2 separate regions of the Homo sapiens genome follow, and region 2 is linked to region 1. A link is a loop called in an ENCODE intact Hi-C map of the cell type or tissue named here. Cell type or tissue: IMR-90. All regions are shown on one strand. Links, peaks and the distances in the headings refer to the core of each region. The heading gives the core; the rest is flanking DNA.

Evidence for each region. Hi-C counts contacts between places; a loop is a spot of excess contacts. Peaks named below come from ENCODE experiments on the same cell type or tissue, not always from the same donor. Only the 100,000 strongest peaks of a DNase experiment are listed, where the experiment ranks them.
Region 2: a loop joins it to region 1, with 3 times the contacts of the local background. A loop is called at or near these places in 2 of 110 quality-filtered maps.

What each region holds. Positions count from the first base shown.
Region 1 is chr6:38,033,085-38,035,909 of GRCh38, forward strand. All of the region lies in intron 2 of ZFAND3 (zinc finger AN1-type containing 3), which reads left to right. Among named protein-coding and RNA genes, the nearest start is that of ZFAND3, 210 kb to the left of the region's middle. In IMR-90, for the core only: a CTCF peak has its summit at 1,419 (motif pointing right); a DNase peak (open chromatin) is centred at 1,427.
Region 2 is chr6:38,272,116-38,274,940 of GRCh38, forward strand. All of the region lies in intron 8 of BTBD9 (BTB domain containing 9), which reads right to left. Among named protein-coding and RNA genes, the nearest start is that of BTBD9-AS1, 210 kb to the right of the region's middle. In IMR-90, for the core only: no CTCF peak of the experiment used is centred there; a DNase peak (open chromatin) is centred at 1,376; H3K27ac peaks cover 555 bases.

The DNA.
Region 1 (2,825 bases), core at 1-2,500:
CTGAAAAATTTAAACACATTAACCAAAATGGCTGCAAGTAAACTCTTATCCAAGAGCTAAATTCCTGAGAGCTGTTTGAAATAATTTATTTAGACCTGTAAGAAGATCAGAAAGGGGTTGGATTTAGTTTACTCTCTCTAGAAACTAAACATCATATAATATAGACTCTCATCTATAATGAGAAGGGATGTTGTATTCAGGAATAGGCTGGAAAATATTAATCCAGCTTTTCCAATCTTCATTATTTTTTTAAAAAAGGAAATTTTGCCTTTCTCTGTGTAAATCAAGTTGAAATGTTTCTCTAGCTAGAGTTGATGTCATTGCACCAGCCACTTGTTTGACCTAGTTAATAGAACTTATATTTATTGCAACCTTCCCCTCGTCACCTCATTTTAAGACAGGGGTTCACAAGGAATGGCCTGCAGGCTGCTTTAACCAGGTAATTAGAACAGCATGTGTGTGACAGCTAGTAGTTTAAAGCAGTAATTCAGCTGTGTCTGAAAAGATTATTCACCTTTCCATTTACTCATTTCTCTATTTGTACTGAATTTTACATGCCAATCCACAGTTTTCTATGTCAGTGCCTATAATTGACTGTACTTGTTACATAATTAGCAACTGTGCCTTGAATTGAAACTCCTTCTATCTTTTGTTTTACTGATAGCCAAGAAGCAGGTAGATTTTCATGTTCTCTCTGAAAGCTTTCAGGGATAGCTCAGTCAGTCAGTCAATCACAGGGTATCTCTATGACAACTCTTGTGACATTTATTTAATGGCACTTGGCAAAATAATTAAAATTAATAGCTTATTTAAACAAGCAGAGTTAAAGCTTTGTTTAAAAGGGTACTTACTGTTTCAAAATAAATTTTATTTTACAAATGACTTAAAATTCTAGAATTTAAAAAGACTTCTAATGAAAAAATATTTTCTAGCTTGTGCATTGATTTTCTAACCTTTTGTCCATTTAGGGATCTGAAAAAAAGTGGTAGTACAATGTTGGGCTTCTTAAACAGTGATTTCCTCAGCTTTTTAAGAAAAGCCTATTATGTTTTACATTCAGTTTCATCTTTTGTGTGAACTTAAATGTGCCAGATTGCATCTACAGTGTTTTTATTTAGTGGGGCAAACTAGTCTCTTCCTTTTCTCTTTGTATGAAGCTTTTACCTTCTCCACCTCTACTCCAACCCATGCAAGAAATGGAGATGTTAAAATGCAAGAAAATAATGCAGAATAAGAAAGGATAAAGTCCATTGGGGTTGGCCTAATATACTGTTGCTAAACCTGCTTTACTGAAAAGCCGCCTGATATATTATACTGGGATGTATCACCCTTTGATAGTTATTTTATTAGGAAAAAAGTATTTGCATTTCCAGTTCAAGATATAAGGAGCATCTAAGAAAGAACTACTGCAAAGCCAGCAGAGGGAGCACATCATGTGTTTGCTGGCTTGTCTTGAAAAATATGCAGTATCTTTTGAAAGATTCTTGACCAATGTAACTAAAAATAAACAAGATCATTTTTTCCAGTGTGGCTTCAAAATTAATATTTTAAAAAGGGGAAGAAAAAAAGATTCTTTGTCAAAAGCTGATAATGGATCTTCTCCCCAAATAGGGACTTCTAGGCATTTTAAAAAGTTGATCTAGACAAAAGAGGAATTAAGTTGAGTCCTCAGCAGGAATTGTAGCTTGTTCATTGAATGGTATTTATTTTCCCATAGGCCTTTTTGATTAATACTTCAAATTTGACTTTTAATTTGATACATACAATTGTTCTCATACCACTTCCCAAAAAGGGTTTTATTTTTATTTTTATTTTTTCTAAGTATGGAAATAGCAGCACATAAGAAGGTTCCTATTACATGTATAGGATTGTTGATGGTTGTCTTGCTTCTAATTTGTGCTGTTAAATAGTCACAGTTTACTGGAAATTTAAGTTTTTACACTTCCTGGGCCTAGTGTAAAGTTGATTTCCTGTTGAGCTTTCGGGGTTCATAAATATAGGCCTGCTTTTCTTTCTTGGTGGCTTTTTTGATGCATGGGATTATGGAAGTTTTATACATGCATTAAAGTTCTTTTTCCTTGGTGAACTATAGCTGAAGTGTGTAACTCGAGAGCAGTAAGAAATACTTAAAAGTATTTTGCTTAAGAAAATATCTTCACATGTGACATCCCGAATCTTCTATTATGTTTCTTTACTTTGCAGTCTCATTTTCAAAATATATTATCATAGCCAAGGCATTTTTCTCTAAACTTCTTTTTAACAAAGGGTTCCCTCCTTATGCTGCTCTAATTTTGCTTATTCAGGACGTGTCTCACGGTTTCTAAGCAACCAAGATAATACATATATAATAATTGTGTATTTTAGCTTTGAAAGTCTTAAAAATAATCCTCAAAAAGGGAGAGAGGGTGATTTGTTTTCTTAGGTACCCATGTTCTGAGTTATCAATATTGTTTATATTTAGACACTGACGAAATAGTAAACTTAGGTTGCTTAATTAGCATATGGGAGATCCTCATTAATGTAATTCTCTTATTGTACTTAATACAAATTCCTGCCTTTTCTTTTTCTGTAATATGAACTGTTGTGTAAGCAGTATTGAGTCATTCAAGAACTCAGCAAACACCACTAATCTAGGAAAGGTGCAGATTCTATCTCATATCCATGTTTTAATTTTCTAGAAATTGTTTAGGGTGGGAATTTCTAGAATGCTGGTGTGTGGAGCTTGGTTGACCTTCTAGGTGAAAAGGCCATTTAGTTAAAATTATTTAAAGCAAAACATTTAAAGTCTCTGGAAATTGTCCTAAGGGCACACAGCAAATGGAGAA
Region 2 (2,825 bases), core at 177-2,676, 240 kb after region 1:
ACCCTCTAGAGCCCTACTAAAGGGGATGGAAGTAGTAGGGTAGGGTGAAGAAATTACAGAGACATTTAAAGTCAATAAACAATATGTCAAAAAAATAAAGTTTTATAGTCTTTGATAAGGCAGTTAATATGACAGTAGTAAAATAATAATATATCAGTTATAGAGGAAGATGACACTATAGACTAAAACACACTAATTAAGTACACAGTGCTGAGTTGTTTGTTGGTGACCAGGAGAAAATGGATTTGTACAGATCTATCCTGTTGCCAGCTCTGTCTACTGTAATTATAAAAAGCATTTTACAAGATAGCTGGCCAGGGCAGTCTATGACCACAGAACAATAAAAACCTTATAGTACTTGGCATTTTAACAGAACTACTCATTTAGACTCTTTAATGAAACCAATTTTAAATGGATGACTCTGTTAAACACGTTCTTCTCAAATAGATGCAACTAATCTCCATGAATTTTCTGCTTGTCTCTGAGTCTAATGTATACAGCTAAAATCTCACTACAGTGAACACAACCGTGACAAAGTCATTTTCCTATTTTACTAGTAGGGCTATTATCAACAAGATATTATTTATCTGGTTACCACCAATTCTCAAACAATTCTTTATAGATGATGGTTTATCTATTTCTAACAGGGTTCCTATGAACCTTCTAATAAAAACAGTACTTGATTATATGCTCTTTATTATCTTTTAACCTCAGAAAGGAGATGAATACAGAAAGGTCAGATATCAGGAAAAGAAATGACAAGAGGTTTGCATTGGACATCAGAGGACAATTAAATGGTATATAACTGTCTAAAGGAATTAGAGCTATTGTTCTAGATCCCAACCAACCCTTCTCACAAGGTTCCTGAGGTAAGTATATGCCAAGGAAAGTTCCAGCAAATGAGAAGCAAAGGGATACTTTATTGTTGGTACTTGTACAATTTTTGGCCCAAAACCCTAATGCAAAGGGTGTATAGGACATGGAGCACTCCCTGTTCCCAAGTTGCTTATGCCTGAACAGCTTCAAACCAAAGCAAGCCAGGAGGCCTTCTCTGTCCCTTTGTCAACATCCAAAGCTTATTCTTGGTTCTTACCACTATAATGTAAGGAAGAATCAACCCAGTACACTTTGTAGTACAGTAATGTCCTTTTATCCATGTGGGGTGCATTCCAAGACCCCCCAGTGGATGACTGAATCCACAGATAGTATACAACCCTATATTTTGTATACTATATTGTTTTGATTTGATAACTGAGATGGCTACTAAGTGACTCCTGGACTACGGTCCAGCTGCACATGTCAGACAAGGGGATGCTTCACATTCCAGGGAGGATGGAGCAGGCCAGTGTGAAATCTCATTACACAGTCATGCAATTCAAAAGTAGAGATAATGACATGCAATTTAAAACTTTTCCATTGTTTACTTCTGGAATTTTCCATTTAATATCATGCACCACAGTTGACTACAGGCAACTAAAACCACAGAAAGCAAAACCACAGATAAAAGGGGATGACCATACCAGAGAATCAGAGTAAATATAGGGAGATCATTGCCCCCCATTGCCTAGCACTGAGCTGCCCCTGAGCTGAGTTAGAAATTGGTTTCATTAAAGATTCTTACTCTTACTGCCCTAGGAAACAAAAAATAAGGGTATCCAAGGAGAGAAAAGGATGGATCTGCTTACCACTTTGTTGTAAAGAACAGAATAAAGGAGAAGAGTCAGGAGAGATGGAGGAGAGCGAATTACAAAGCAGGAAGGCAGGGCCTCCTTCTAGGTTGTAGTGGTCCTGGCTCACGCCACTTAGGGCCCAGTGGGAGACCAAAGACACAAGTGATTCCACTAAACTATTCTGAGCCTGCTCTGAGTGCTGCAAACAGACTAATCTGATCATCATCTTCTTGTCCACAATTTCAGGAAGGAGTGAAGATGGATATAGGGGAAGGCATGAAGAAATGGTCGAAGGAAGAGGTCCTTCACGTCCCTTGTACGTTGGATTCCTAGGTATTTTATTCTCTTTGAAGCAATTGTGAATGGGAGTTCACTCATGATTTGGCTCTCTGTTTGTCTGTTATTGGTGTATAAAAATGCTTGTGATTTTTGTACATTGATTTTGTATCCTAAGACTTTGCTGAAGTTGCTTATCAGCTTAAGGAGATTTTGGGCTGAGACAATGGGATTTTCTAGATATACAATCACATCATCTGCAAACAGGGACAATTTGACTTCCTCTTTTCCTAATTGAATACCCTTTATTTCCTTCTCCTGCCTAATTGCCCTGGCCAGAACTTCCAACACTATGTTGAATAGGAGTGGTGAGAGAGGGCATCCCTGTCTTGTGCCAGTTTTCAAAGGGAATGCTTCCAGTTTTTGCCCATTCAGTATGATATTGGCTGTGGGTTTGTCATAGATAGCTCTTATTATTTTGAGATGCGTCCCATCGATACCTAATTTATTGAGAGTTTTTAGCATGAAGGATTGTTGAATTTTGTCAAAGGCCTTTTCTGCATCTATTGAGATAATCATGTGGTTTTGTCTTTGGTTCTGTTTATATGCTGGATTACATTTACTGATTTGCGTATGTTGAACCAGCCTTGCATCCCAGGGATGAAGCCCACTTGATCATGGTGGATAAGCTTTTTGATGTGCTGCTGGATTCGGTTTGCCAGTATTTTATTGAGGATTTTTGCATCAATGTTCATCAAGGATATTGGTCTAAAGTTCTCTTTGTTCGTTGTGTCTCTGCCAGGCTTTGGTATCAGGATGATGCTGGCCTCATAAAATGAGTTAGGGAGGATTCCCTCTTTTTCTATTGATTTATAGATT